Linked DNA regions of Homo sapiens: region 1 is linked to region 2. The links are chromatin loops, found by intact Hi-C in ENCODE. Cell type or tissue: heart left ventricle. All regions are shown on one strand. Each heading gives the region's core, and the rest is flanking DNA. Links, peaks and the distances in the headings are about the cores only.

What was found. Peaks named below come from ENCODE experiments on the same cell type or tissue, not always from the same donor. Only the 100,000 strongest peaks of a DNase experiment are listed, where the experiment ranks them.
Region 1: it touches region 2 in a loop (2.0-fold over the local background); 2 of 110 quality-filtered maps call a loop at or near these places.

Annotation. Positions count from the first base shown.
Region 1 is chr14:58,730,666-58,738,672 of GRCh38, reverse strand. No RefSeq gene overlaps it. Among named protein-coding and RNA genes, the nearest start is that of LINC01500, 94 kb to the left of the region's middle. In heart left ventricle, for the core only: no CTCF peak of the experiment used is centred there; no DNase peak of the experiment used is centred there.
Region 2 is chr14:58,860,295-58,868,301 of GRCh38, reverse strand. All of the region lies in intron 1 of LINC01500 (long intergenic non-protein coding RNA 1500), which reads right to left. Among named protein-coding and RNA genes, the nearest start is that of LINC01500, 36 kb to the right of the region's middle. In heart left ventricle, for the core only: no CTCF peak of the experiment used is centred there; no DNase peak of the experiment used is centred there; H3K27ac peaks cover 3,134 bases.

The DNA of each region.
Region 1 (8,007 bases), core at 1,575-5,574, 130 kb after region 2:
GTCATTATGCAAAAATCATAGCATGTACCTACACAAACTTAAATGATATGGCCTACTAAACACCAAGTCTATATGGTAGAGTCTATTGATCCCAGGCTACAAACCAGTACAGCATGTTACTGTACTGAATACTGTAGGCAACTGTAACACAATGATAAGTAATTATGTATCTAAATATAGAAAAGGTACATTTAAAACACAATAGAACAATTTTTTTTAATGGCACATCTGTCTAGGGCACGTACCAGGAATGGAACTGCAGGAGGGGAATTTGCTCTGGGTGAGTCAGTGAGTGAGTGGCGAGTGAACATGAAGGCCTAGAACATGACTGTACACCACTGTAGACTTTATAAACACTGCACACTTAGGCTACACTCAATTTATAAACAAATACTTTCTTTCAATAGTAAGTTAACCTTTGCTTACTATAACATTTTTACTTTATACACTTTTTAATTTTTTAACTTTCTGTTTTGTAATAATACTTAGCTTAAAACACAAACACACTGTACAGCTGTACAAACAAATTTTTTTCTTTATGTCCTTATTCTATAAGCTTTTTTCTATTTTTTAATTTTTTTATTTTCTTTTTTTACTTTTTAAACTTTTTTGTTAAAAATTAAGACAAACACGCACACATTAGCCTAGGCCTACACAGGGGCAAGATCATCAATATCACTGTCTTCCACCTCCACATCTTGTCCCACTGGAAGGTCTTCAGGGGCAATAACATGCACAGAGCTGTCATCTCCTATGATAACAATGCCTTCTTCTGAAATACCACCTAAAGAACCTGCCTGAGGCTGTCCTACAAAAACCCTTTTTTTCCGCATAAGTAGAAGGAGTACACTCTCAAATAATGACAACAACTGTGCTACAGTAAATACATAAGCCAGAAACACAGTCATTCATTATCAAGTATTATGTAGCATACACAATTGTATGTGCTATAATTTTTATGACTGTCAGCTAGTAGGTTTGTTTACATAGCATCACTACATACACATGAGAAATGCATGGCGCTGTGACATTATGTTGGCTTCATTACTAGAGGATAGGAATTTTTCAGCTCCATCATAATTTAAGGGACCGCTGTCATATATGCAGTCATTGACCAAAACGTCCTTAAGCGGCACATAACTGTACTTAGTTACTGTGTGAAGCTTTGTGTCCTGGCATCAGTTCCTACTGCTCTCCTGAAACTATTTCCCTTCATGGTCACTGGGAGCCACTTACCTGCCTTTTCTCTCTGACAGCCTTTCCTCATGCTCGATTCTTCTGTTTTGCTATACCGTTTAACACCGTTGCTTACCTGCTTCATCTGGAAAGGTTCTGTCTGATTTTTGAAAATAGTAGTGCCCGCCGGGTGCGGTGTCTCACACCTGTAATCCCAGCACTTTGAGAGGTCGAGGTGGGTGGATCAACTGAGGTCAGGAGTTCGAGACCAGCCTGGCCAACATAGCGAAACCCCGTCTCTAGTAAAAATACAAAATTAGTTGGGTGTGGTGGCGCATACCTGTAGTCCCAGCTACTCAGGAGCCAGAGGTAGGAGAATCGCTGGAACCCGAGGTGGGGGAGGTTGCAGTGAGCCAAGACCACACCACTTCACTCCAGCCTGGGTGAAACATCAAGACTCTGTCTAAAAAAAAAAAAAAAAAAAAAAAAAAAACAAAACAGAAAATAGTAGTGCCTAATTCTCTTCCCACCTTTCCGGTCTCTCTCTGATTACCTTGAAGATTCTTTCTCCTCCATTCACCCCTAAATGTAGATGGCCCCTAACTTTCATCATTGTTCCATTTCTATTTCCTAACACTTCCTCCTTAGATGAGTTCCTCCCCTGCTATGGCTTCGGTTATTGTATTTTGGGTACGTAACTTCTTGGCTCCAGACTCACATTTTTATCTGGCAACTAAACATTTCCACCCATCATTTTCTAAGTAATGATATTACCTCAAACTAAAAAAGTCTTTCCCTGATTTGACTTTTTTTTTTAAGAGACAGCGTCTCACTCTGTCACCCAGGCTGGAGTACAGTAGTGGAGTCATAGTTCACTGCAGCCTTGAACTCCCAGGCTCAAGCAATCCTCCCACCACAACCTCCTGAGTAAGCTGGGACCACAGGCATGCACCACCCCACCTGGCTAATTTTTTTTTTAAGTTGTAGTAGAGACAGGGTCTTGCTATGTTGCCCAGGCTGGTCTCAAACACCTGGGCTCAAGTGATCCTCCCACCTCTGTCTCCCAAAGTGCTGAGATTACAGGTGTGAGTCACTGTACCCAGCCAAAATTTTACAGTTTCTTTTAATGGTGTCACTATTTTCTCATTCATCCAGAGATAATTTGGATGAATGGGAAGGTGAGAGGTATCATCTCAAAATCCTTAGCCCTAAAGACCCAAGAGATCATCAAGTTCTATAGATTGAATCTCTGTTAGAATTTTCACTTTCTCCCTGTTCTTTTTATTCCTACTACCACCATAACAGTTCAAATCCTTGGTGGACCTCCCATCTGTTCCCTCTTTTCCAGTCCCATTGCCACTGCCTCTATAATCTCCCCATGTTTTTCTTCTTCCATTTATTCACACCTCCCATCCCTCCAAAGTCCTTTTGCCAGATAAATCTTCCAAAGACAGAGATATGGTCATGTTTCTCCCTAAAACTTCCAGTTCCTAATTGCCCAAATAATGAAGTCCAGATTCCTCTCCTCATCTTACTCTCCAAACTATAGCCTAACTTACTTTCTAAGCCTTAAACCTCATAGGTACTTAGCATATATAAACTAAATAAGTGCAGATGCCAAACTAGAGTGCTTCTTATTCCAGGAACAGTCACCGTGCTTATCCTCTTCTGAGTTTGTACTCATGGTTCCTCTGTCTGAAATGTACTTCCCGGTAGCCAGCTCAGTTCCCTGTTTTTCCGCACAAATCTCAAATCTCAGCAAAGTTGTTCCCGACACACACACATGCAATGCAATTTCTTCCTTTCCAGCTTTGAGTCTCCAGAACTTGTGCTCTACAAGATCTTTAATAATTTGTTTCTCAGGTTATCTATAGTAATTGGTAACTTAATAAAATGTGTTTATCTCCCATAGAATCTAGGAGCAAAGATAATACATGTATCTAAATAGCTATGATCAAAGAAGTTTCATGGTGGCCAAAACAGCCCAATTTTTTTCCATTGGTGACTATTGTGTCAGAAATCCATGAATGTGTGTGTGTGTAGGAAAGAGGGGAGTCACATGAGTTTCTGTTGATAACACTAGTAAAATATTACTTGTTGACTATTTGAAACCATGTAATCTTGGCAGTAAGATAAAATCAGCTCTATCAATATTGCCTAGATAAAAAAAAAAAAAGCACACAGGGATATTGGACTATTCATTAATGATTTTAATCAAAGAATAAGAATCCCCATTTAAGAGACTAACTGGAGATTCTAGTTTGAATAGTAAAATCAGACCATTCAGCGGAATCCCCTGGAGATTATGAAGAACTCAGAATGAAAGTCTCAGGTAGGACAGAAAAATCTAATTTTCATCATCATCTCTGGTGTCTGATGGTGAAAGGGAAAAAAAGCATACACTAACGTTTCTCAACTTTAATGTGCACAGGAATTACTTGGAACTCTTGTTAAAATGCAAGTTCTGAATCTGTAGGTCTAGGGGAAGAGAGGGTAGCCTGAGATTCTACATTTCTGACAAGCTGAATTATGCCTATGATACTGATTCTCTGGATCACACTTTGATTTGCACGGGTTCTGAAATCATGCTTAAAAATCACTCAATATTTTCAGTGTGAGCCTAGCTCAATTTCAATACCAGGGTTGTTTTTGTTTTTGTTTTCAGTTTTTTGTTTTGTTTTGCTTGAGACGGGGTCTCACTCTTTCACTCGGGCTGGAGTGCACTGGCGCTATCACAGCTCATCACAGCCTCGAACTCCCAGGCTCAGATGATCCTCCCACCTCAGCCTCCCAAGTACCTGGGAATACGGGTGCATGCCACCATCCCCAGCTAATTTTTTTCAATTATTATTTTTTGTAGAGATAGGGGTTTACCGTGTTGCCCACGCTGTACTCAAACTCCTGGGCTCACACAATCCGCCTGTCTCAGCCTACCAAAGTGCTGGGATTACAGGCATGAGCCATCATGCCTGGCTCAATATCATGTTTCTAATGCTATTGTAGCAGTGAATATTCAAATTCATAACTGCCAGTTTGCACCACAAAGCCAGATTGATGCAAACATTTCCTAAAGTTTGGCCGCATTTCTAGATTATTTGAAATTCACACACTCATCTCCAAAACTCTGAAGATACTTTTCATCCTAGTGAACAGAATTGGAATTCAATTAAGCACTTCTTCTTTAAAGTAAGGTATCTTAAAAATGAATACTTGATCATTCTGAGGTTATAACAGAACTCCAATAGACAGCTACAAAAATTTAAAGTAAGATTCACATGGATCAAAATTTGCAAAATTGATCTGCAAAAGGGGCTTTGCCTCTATTAAATGCCCACACAGTTCTTCAAATCTTGTGATTCTGGGGAGCTCAGAGCAGCTCAGCCACTAAAAATCAGTGAAGTATCCAGTTACCTGTGGTGTGAATGTGAACACCTATACTCCTTTAACCATATCACTTAGGCTTGGGGTTTTTTTCTCTGCAGTTTCAGAATGAATGTGTTTAGATGTCTTCACTCCTCAGTAAGGAAGTACAGTCCAGTGAGTCTCTGGGATCCAATAAATTGGGTCTCTGAGAGCCCCTTAAACTCAAAAAAGCCTTTGATCTAAGAAAGCAGCTCAAAGGGTCCCATCTTTCCAACAAGTTTCCATGACCTAGCCATCTGCCTGCAGAGAAATAAACTAAGTTTCCATATCCTACATCAACTAATTTCTTCCCAACCTCTCACAACCTGGCAAGCATTAAGGGCACAAATGAGAACATTCACAACCCCAATCATTTCCTCCATCACATCATTGAAAGAATCTATAGAGTTCTCAGCACAGAATGTCCCAACAAATGATGCAATGGAAGGGGCACCCACTCACCTTCTCATTTGATTTGAGCAAAACATCCATGCCTTTTTTTCCCTCACATTGCAGGTGTTCCATCTATGGCCACTGGACTCAGATTTTCCACGTTTAATCTACTTAAGTTTCTTATTGGTAAGAGGTTAGGCTCTTCTGGTTCATGTTGGCTAATTTTATTAAGTCATTTTTTAAAAATATACCTGCTAGGCTTGAATGTGTCCCTCAGAAATTCACATGTCAGAAACTGGAAACTTAATGTACAAGGCAACACTGTTGGGAGGTGAAGCCCAATGGGACATGTTTAGATTAATGCTGTTATAAAAGGCTTGATGAAGGGAGAGAGGTCTCTCTTGCACTCTCTCTTGTGCTATCTCTTGCGCTCTCTCTCTCTCTCTCTCTCTCTTCTCCTTCTGCCATGTGAGGATATGGCATTCCTCCTCTCCAGAGGACACAGCAAGAAAGCTCTCACCAGATGCTGGCACCTTGATCTTGGATGTTCCAGCTTCCAGAATAGTAAGAATATAAATTTCTGTTCTTTCTAAGTTACCCATTCTTGGGTATTCTGCTATATCCAAGACAGACTAAGACAGTTTCCAAAGCACCATATCCTGCTGATAAGAAGACCACATTTTAGAAGGCCCAAATCATGGTTTTCATTAAGTTGTCCCCCACATCCTTCTACCACATAGGCTAGAAGTTTCTCCCAGGAAAGAAATGGTATTCTCTTCTTCTGGGACATCTTTTCCTAAGAGCTCCATCATTGATCAAAACCATTATTTATTCCAAAAAGCCAGTAGATTCTAACATGTTTCCCCAGTCATCTGAAAGAAAAAATCATTCTCTCTTATTCTGGTAACAGCACTGCACTTTTCTTAAGAGGAGTACCTCTTCTGAATTTTTAGTTGTTATGGTTTTGGTGGGCTCATGACAAGAACCAAGCCAAGCCAATGAAAGTAACAACCACAACTTTGGAAAGGTAAGAGATGAGACTCTCATTCCACTGGGTTGTGAACTGGTAAGATGTAAGCTGGAGCACTGCCAGCCACCTCAACACCTATAGGGAAAGTCCATGTAAGAATAGAGCCAACATAGAAGAAAAAGGAGTCTCAGACTTAGATAGCATCATATGAGCACCTGGTTACAACTAACCAATAAATTCCTTTTGTTTAAGTAACTTGAACTGGATTTCTGATAGCTATAACTGCAAGTGTCCTGGGATTTAGGATATGGCAATGATAATAGCAGCTAAGCTTATCATGCACTTACTATATGCCAGGCACTCTTGTAAGCACTTTCCATATATGAACTCATTTAATCTTCACCACAATATGTGCAGCAGGCATTGTTATTATCATCATCTCCATTTTACAAATGAGAATACCGAATCAAAAAGCTCCCTTAAGACCACCCAGCTTTCAAGTTGAATGATGAGAAAAAAAAAAAAAAAAGGACCACCCAGCCAACAATGATGGAGCCAGCATTCAAACACAAACAGTCTGGCTCCAGATTCAGTGCTCTGAATCAAGGTTGCTCAAAGAGTGACCCACAGGCTGGTGCCAGTCTACAAACTATTAGCTGTCTCTGTGGAGAAAGTGAAAGTGTATGTATAGAAACCTTTCTAGCAAGTCAACATCACTGCAACACTTTTATTTCTAAAACTATTGGTCCATAATTTATTGGAAATTGTAAAACATTCTTGTCTTTTACCATAGAGTTTGAGGAACCTTATTTAGCTTATCACATAAGCACTGTGATTTAGATATAAATCACAGCCTTTCTCCAAATGCTCTTAAGTTCCTATGAATAATGTTGGAGTCACTTGGCAGTCCCAAAATATATTACTTCTTGACTCAATTCCAATGTTTCAAAATAGAGTTATTTGAGATATTTTTAGTTCTCATGACTCTGGGTTAGAAAGGGATCCTAAGTTCTCAGTGGAGCTTTGGAGATGCTGACACATTATGAGTTAAAACCACAAAGCAAAAGGAATTTGGTAATGGCTTCTTCCCATTAAACCTTGCCCTAAGCAGACAGAGAAAAGGCAAAGGGAATCACAATCCCAGCCAAGGGAGAAGTCCAGAAAGCAAGTAGCAGGAAATGAATCATACCAGAGAGTTGAAAGAGGGGCCACAAATAGAGGAGAAATCTATAATAAAGCGCAGAGGCAATCTGTGACCCTGCAGAACTTTCCTATGCACCCTACACTGAGAAATGCACTTCTTATCCTGTGCGCCGGCATAACCAAAGAAACAGTACCTAGGACATGAGGTTACTTCAGCAGATCCTGAAAAATAAGTGTCTCTTGAGCAGACATCTCACAAAAAAAGTTAAGTGGACAATAACCACATTAAAAAATGCTTGACATTGTTAGTCATCACAGAAGTGCAAAACAAGACTACAACAAGATACCCACTACACACCCAGTAGAATAGCTAAAATTAAAAAGACTGACAACAGCAAATGTTAGCTAGGATGAAGAACAACCGGAACTGTCAGGTGTGGTTGGCAGAAATGGAAAAAACATTGGCAGTTTCTTATAAACTTAAAATATATCTACCCTTTGACCCAGAAACTCTACCCCTACATATTTAGGAGGAGAATTTGAAAACATGTCTTCATACAGAGGCTTATACAAGAATGCTCATGGCCCCAAACTGGGAATAATCCAAATACCAGTTAGTCGTTGAGTGAGTAAACACAATATGATCTATTTTTATAATAGACTACTACTTGGCAATAAAAATGAACAGTCTACCAATACACACAACCACACGGATGAATCTCACAGACATAATGTTAGTGGAAAAAGCTGGACACAAAAGGGTATATACAATATCATTCAATTTACATGACATTAAGACATAGGCAAGACAAATCTCAGGTAAGACTTATGGGAATGGCGGTTGCCTCTTGGGACAGGGGGATGGGCAGAAGAATTACATGGGAAGGGACATGAAGGAATTTTCTGGAGAGATGGAAATGTTT
Region 2 (8,007 bases), core at 1,379-5,378:
GTTTGTATAATAAACTCAGATACTGTGGCACGGTTGCAACATTTGGATAACTTTGTAAGGGATTTCAATGAAATCTAGAACTTACAGTGGTATGCTTAGAGCTACACCTCCAGACCCCCAAGAGCAGACATTTATTCTCTCCAGAGGGGTTTGCCAGAGGAGAAAAACAGAAAAGATGACTTGACTGAGAAGACCAGAAGAGACATCTGTGTCATGTCTCATTCAAAGACAGCTTTGCACAAGTATCAGGGAATCATGGAAGAATTTGAAGGAGAGAACTGTCATAAGTAGATTGAGAATAATCACTCTGGTTTTGATGTAATTCTAAAATAATAATAATAATAAAAGAGATGTTCGGGTGTGATGGCTCACGCCTGTAATCCCAGCACTTTGGGAGGTCAAGGTGAAAGGAACACTTGAGCCCAGGAGTTTGAGATTAGCCTGGTCAACACGGCGAGACCCCATCTTTACAACAAACTAAAAGAATTAGCCAGGCATGGTGAGGCATACCTGTAGTCCCAGCTACTCAGGAGGATGAGATGAGAGGATTGCTTGAGCCTGGGAAGTCAAAGCTGCAGTGAGCCATGGTCGCACCACTGCACTCCATCCTGGTTGACAGAGTGAGACCCTGTCTCAAAATAATAATAATAATAATTATTATTATTATTATTATTAATAAATAAATAAAAGGGATAAAACCAGAAGCAGAAAGGCCCAAGGGGAGGCTAATTCCAAAACCTGAACCCAAGATAGTTCAGCTCACCCTTTTGTTATTCCTAAACATCCTACACTTCTCTTACATAATTTTTTCTTTTGAGACAGGGCTTTACTCTTGTTTCCCAGGCTGTGGGGTGCATGGTACAATCACAGCTCACTGCAACCTCAAACTCCTGGACCTAAGTTATCCTTGTGCCTTAACCTCCTGAATAACTGGGACTACAGGCTCATGCCACTGCACTCAGCTAATTTTATTTTTTGTAGAGACAGGAGTCTAGCTATGTTGACCAGGCTGATCTCGAACTCCTGGCCTCAAGCAATTATCCCACCTCAGACTCTCAAAGTGCTGAGATTACAGATGTGAGCCATGGGCCCAGGTCTTTCATAATTTGGCACTCTTTGCCAAACTAAACCTTAAGAAAGAATAAACTATACATGTTAACATATACGTGGCATACATTTGCTATCCAACAAATGGTTGTTAAATCAATATACAAACAAATGGAAGAATGAACTTGATACAAACTATTTTACTGGGTCTAGCATTTTTTCTCTGGAATAGGCCAAAATATATACTTAGATAGATATTAATAGATATAGATGTATAAATATCTTCTTTGATGATTTGAAATTTCTTTTTATCCCTGAAATTTAAATTCATGAAATAATATTTGTTGAGTTGATCCCAATTTTATTAATCCTATTTATTGGTTCTACATTCATCATTCTTTTTACAGAGGAGGGGCTGAAAAACTCAGAGCTCAAGTACCTTGCCAGGGTCATATAATCAGGAAAGGAAAAACAACCTTAACCTGGGCCTAGCTAACCCAAGGCTGTTCCCTTACCCATTGTGCTATACATTAGACTAAATAGGCTAACTAGAGTAAGCTCTGTGGATATCATGACATTTGATCTGGTTCCTAAAGGGAAGGTCAGTGTCCACATATTTGAGATAGGCGGGTAGGACATTCCAACTCCAGAAGGAAAATATGAGCAATATTCAGCATCCAAAGAATCCCTGGTATCTTGGGAGAAGAGCAAGTAAACCAATGGGGCCTAGATATAAAGAACTTGGAGAGCAAAGAAAAAGTTAAAAGTGGGAAGTACGATTAGAAAACTGGGTTAGGGCTAGATACCGTCTGGCCAACCAAGTCCAAGAGGGAAGTGAACCACAGCAGGTTTCCCAGCAGGGAGAAGGCATGGCCTGAGCTGAATGACGTGCAGATTTCTTGAGGTCTGAGCTTTTAAAGGTGAACTCAAGAAAGCTAACTCCTTTGTGTATCAGTTTCTATGCTGTTAGATGAGCAGCTTATATAACTCAGATCCACTCCTCAGCTCTTCAGGAAAGTAGCCTAGTTAATTTTCACAAGCTGACTGAAGATAAATCATGATCCAGAACAATAGTAGTCATTCTTATGGTGTGTTTTCCTTTCCCAACCTCAAATTCATCAGAGGATTTAAAAAATAAAGCTGGTTTTCTCTACTGGGTTTCTTTGCTTCTGGGTTTTGGAACCGAGTGTTTACACAAGGCCAAGTGTTCTGCTAGTTCATGAAATTATACACTGGATGGATACATCATTTGTCTTTTCTTAGAAGACCAGAAAATGAAGCATCTGGCCTTCTTGGTTTCTTGCCACCATTAGAATCATCTTCATTCAGGAGTCACAGTTTGCTGTGGATCTTAGTGGAAAGGTTTGAAACTTGCTTCTGGTTCTCCAGGTCTTACAGGGTGGAGTGAAATTTGATGTGGGCGGGGGGAAATATTCAGCTCCTTACATTTTGCTCTTCTCTTTTTCCCTTGAAGTTAGACATTCATCAGGCTTGCCTGGTAGGAGGTTGCAAGCCAAAAATAGCATGCAGTTGGGTGAGGTCTGGAACACAGAACCTCAGTGTAGGCAAACAACACCACCCACACCCCAGCCCTGAGGATTCTGACATCACATTCCCACAGCCGAGTATGTAAGACATCGTTATGTCCTAAGCATCCATTGCAAGCTACGGAAGCAATATGGAAAACACCCCCGTATATTGTAAAACATGTTAATTGAAACCAGACTTTGGCTCCTCCTTTTTAAATCCAGGTGAAAGTTCATTATCCTTAGGGGGAAAAAATGAATATGAGCAATGTATTTTTCTTGGACTTGGAAAATATTGCTCAGAATCCACTACATCTTATCTGTTAGAACTGCCCCCTCCCCACTCCCACATCCACCTATTTTCCTTGCATCTTTCACATGTTCCCCATCCCTCACCACACTGACTTCCCTACCCTCTTCCCACTCCCAGCCAGATGACTTACAGAAATAAACGAGAACTGTTATTTCCTCAGTGGGCTGGGCTTTCGATAATGTTAAGCTGTTTAGGTTGAAGCTGTGGCCTGACTTTGTCAAAAGCCATATGGTGCTGAGACAAAACTGGGGAGTAGGAGAGCACCGCCAAGATCTGCAAGATCTGTGACGAACCAAAGCTGTGAGTTTCATGAGGAAAGAGGAGATTAAGGGCGTTCTGGCTTTTTTGGCAAAAGCCCCAGTTGAACACAGGAATGCCCAGAGGCAAAAGCAACTCAACCTACAACAAATTAATAAAACAATCTGTTGATCCTGGCTTTGCTGTCAACACAGTAGACTAAAGACGCTTCTCAACTTCCAGGAAATAAGCACTCACAAGCCTCCCACCTTTACACTGAGGCATATGCCCAGTCTCCCAGGACCAAATAAGAGGAATTGTTTTCTGTGTGTCTCTTACTCAGTGATGTATTAAACTGGTTACATGAAGCATTTATAACAACATGCTCTTTCTTTTGTGAAAAAATTCCACACGTCCCTCCTAAGAGAGATGCAAGTGTTTCAGTGACTTAGTCATTATAGAATTCCATCAGGAACAAAAAAAGCTACATAACTTTTACTAGAAATAAATGGGAAAGAAAAATATTTGTTGTTATTTCCCCTTAAAATTTTACCATGAATAAAAAAGTAAAACATAATCTTCCACACGATAACATCCACAAAATGTATTCACCCTCCTTGATCCAACTATTATATATTATAGTCTTACAGAATCCAAATATGTTTATTCTAATAGAATTTTTATTCAAATATTTTTGACATGGAGTTAGCTTTGTGTTATAATTTCAAAATACTTTTCTTTTTAAAAAAATATACTTCCGAGATTCTGAAAGAGAAAACAAGGAAAGCCAGTTGCATGTACTAAAAAATAAGGTGACTGCAACCATCTCAAGGCAAAGCGAATAGGACTCGAATATAGTTTTAAATGGTCCTAAATAGGCCACTTCACTGGAAAGAGTTAGAAATGGGTATCTGCATAGAGTAAGTTTATTATACAGGTTGTAACATATATAAGTCAGGAAGTATGAACTGGCCTCCCGTTTTGTTTAGAGTAGGGAGTTGAAAATAATTTACAATAGATAAGCTAATGAGACTGGATGCTGTGGTTAATATGAGCTAACTTAGAGGGGGAGAGAGAAAGCTGTAGTACAAATACGCTCCAAACAAAAGATGTCAACACTCAGGGTAGGAAAGTAGGAACTTCAAAGCTAATAGTAGAAAGAAAATAACTGTGAAAGTTGAGATGGACTAAATATTGCTTTTTCTCCTGATTTCCGCAGAAACCGAGACAGTACCCACTGCCAGCAGCAGATGGGAAGTCTAAACAGGAGAGACTGAATAAAGCTGACAACTGAGGCAGGATAAAGAAGAGAAGGAACAAAGAAGGAGGGGGCAGGAAAAGAAGCCAAGCAGAACATGCTAGCCTGTCGATTTTGTCTTCCATTAAGGCTTCAGCAGAAGATAAGAAAAGCTAAGCCACGTCAGTGAAGGGAGGACAGCAGGAAGGCTTTCAGGGGAAGATTTGTGGTGTGGATTCACTCGGCATTGATGAGAGCAGCTCCCCAGACAGATACCGAGGTAAGAACTCTGGTTATTAATGAAATCAGGATGAACTCACAGGGTATCATTTGTAATCATTTAAATTCCAGAAAATAGAAGAGCTTCAATTCATCAACAGAAGTAGATTTTTTTAAGCCTATTTCAGAGAAAAAGACTAGATATACAAATATTTTTTGGCAATTCTGTTTAACAGGCCAAGACTAAATGTTTTATTCTCAAAAATGACAACAATGAAAACAAGCAATTTGTGTTAAAATTAGAGGGACATAATGATGTTCTAACTGTTACAGGGAAAGCAACAGCACATTTGAAATATGTACATAGAAAGTACACATGAGAAAGAGAATTGTAGCAAGGCGGGGGGGTTAAATTCCCACAATGTTGTTTTCAATTAAAGATAGGGAAGGTAAGATTAGATAGCCAAAAAGACATGATAGAAGAATAAGTGGAAGATGGATGGATGGATGGATGGATGGATGGATGGATGAATATAGATAAGGAGGTCAATTGATTGACACATAAATCCAAAAGACTAAGCTATGTGCACAAAAAAATCATTTAGGTACTTTAAAAGAACAAGGCACCCATATTTCATCCTTTTCAAACAAATTGTATACAATCTCTTTAATGACAAAATTAAAACATATTTATTCAAACGGTCCAATTCACATCAAAACAAGAAGAGGCCTACACAGCTGGGCCAGTTAACATGAATGAATAACTTAGCCAGTAACATCTGCCAAATGAATGTAGAGAGAACTCCAGAGGCTTTAAAAGGAGAAACCAGAGAAGAGGCTTCCGGAAGAAAATGAGAAAAATAAAGGTGATTAATTTAGGATTCAGGAGTGAGAGTGAAGAGGTTAGAAAATGAAATAGGTAGAATAAAAAGACACTAAAAATGTAAGAAAAAAACTAACACAAATTATAAACCTCAAGAAACAGAAAGGAGATACATGAATACATATTATAGCAGTAAGGATTTTTTGTTTGAAGACTCCACCAACCTATGAGCCAGAGAAGGTGCTGGCTGCCAGCCTTACTGTGCAGCCTTGCATGTGCTGATGATGGAGTTGATCCACCCAGCTCCAAGGTCTGGATTTCAGCTTTGCTTGCTCAAAAGCTGAATTTTGCCAAAGCTGAGACTGGATCCAGAGCTCAGGCTCACAAATAGTAGGTAAACCAGGATGTCAATGTATACATGCAGAAGTGCACTTTTCTCCTCAGGCAGTCTTCAGAGGAAAGCAAAGAATAATTGGAAGATCATTTGGAGAAGATGGCATTGGCACAAGAGAAGTCCTGTAGCATAGAGAGTAAAAGCTTAGACAATGAAGCACATGAGTTTGTCACTTGCTAGCTATGTGGCCTTGGACAAGTTATTTAATTTCTCTGTGTCTCAATTTTCTCATTTATAAAATGGGGCATTTCAGTTGTCTATTTCTACATAACCAAGCACCCCCAAATTTAGTTGCTGTATTAGTCTGTTCTCATGCTGCTAATAAAGACATATTCGAGACTGAGTAATTTATAAATAAAAAGAGGTTTAATGGGCTCACAGTTCCACATGGGTGGGGAGGCTTCACAATCATGGTGGAAGGCAAAGGAGGAGCAAAGTCATGTCTTACATGGTGGCACGCAAGACAGCGTGTGTAGGGGAACTGCCCTTTATAAAACCATCAGATCTCCTGAGACTTATTCAGTGTCATGAGAACAGCATGGGAAAAACCTGCCCCCATAATTCAATTACCTCCCACTGGGTCCCTCCCATGACTGGTGGGGATTATGGAAGCTACAGTTCAAGATGAGATTTGGGTAGGGACACAGCCAAACCATATCAGTCGCTTAAGACAACAATCATTTATTTTGTCTACAAATCTGCCATTTGAGCAGGGCTTGGCAGGGGCAATTCATATGCATTCCACAGTGCAGAGATTCAAGAGGAGAGGACATAAGGCCATAGGGAAAGTATCAAAAAATCGTGGGGTCATTTTTTAAAAACCACAGGAGTCTGCCCTTTGCCCACAAGTTATTTTTATTCCTCCCACATGCAAAATACATTCAGTCTCCCAAGACCCTCAGATTTCTTCCCTTTAAAGCAACAAGCTTCTTTTCGTTTTGCACTTTCTGTCTTTTTAGGACCAGCTAGTGATAATTTCACTGTAACTCTCTGGAAAACTTTGTGAGTTTCATATAAATCTTATTGGAGTTCATTCCATTAGACAAAAGCCACAATTGCAAATCTCTTTGAGATAACTTCTCACTCAGGTTCCCTTTGAGGCTCCTGAGATTCCCTTTGAGGCTCCAAACATTTCTAAGATACTTTCTAAAAGCCTTTGTGCTTAAGAGGTGCATCCAGGAGGCACCCTTTAAGATCCTTAGCAGGCTCAGCTTCAAGATGGCTGACTGGATACATTGGGTACTCACCACCTCTTTCACAAGGAAGAGCCAACATAGTAAGTAGATAATCACATTTTGAATAGACATCTAAGAGAGAACACTGAAATTCAACAGAGGAGTGAAAGGACATACCTAAGACAGGAAGGAGAGGAGCAGCCTGCTCAGCCAAGATTGGCTGGGAGCCTGGAGAGACTCCTCAATGTGGGAAACAGATAAGTGGTCCACATTCCCACTGTGGACTCCTGCAATTATAGCCACAGGAGAGCCCCTTGACCCTCACAGGACCTAAGACCAACATAGGGAGCTGTCTGGAGACTGCACAACAGCATTGTTCCAGAAAGGAAGCTCACACTGAGTCCTATACACCTCCTAAGTCCAAAGCAGCTAGAGCACAACACTATTTTGAGATCCCATTTCCTACCAGTCTGTATCTTGCCCTGGGGAAAAATAGCCCCTGCATCTGCATATCCCCAGAGCCCCAGTGACATTCCCCACCAGCAGCTACTTCCCCTGAAGGGTAACCTACCCATAGCTACTGCCACAGCTGGCTGCTGCCACCATAAGTGCCAAAACACAAGTCACTGGCAGTGACCCGACCCCACCAGCAGAGGGGCATCCATTACAAAAGCCACCCCACACCATGCTGCTACCACTGCCAACTGCTGCCACTGCCAGGATGAAGGCTGAGCTGCCACAGGCAACTTCAACCCAACCCCTAGCAAAGGGGTGGCCATGCACTTTCACACTGCTTGCAGCTGGTGTTGCTGTGGGCTGCTGCAAAGGGGCCGAAGCAATAGCAAAGCATACACCCCTGGCTACCTGCCTGTGGCTGCTCCCAGTGAAAGCAACCCCACCCTCCTAGTAGCAGGCCTACAGCATAGTCACTGCTGCCCCTACCTAAGCATTTCACCAGTGACCTGCAGACTGCCCTGCCCCTGCCTACCACATCCAGTGCCTGAATACACACCAGTGGCGAGGGCTAAAGGCAGGT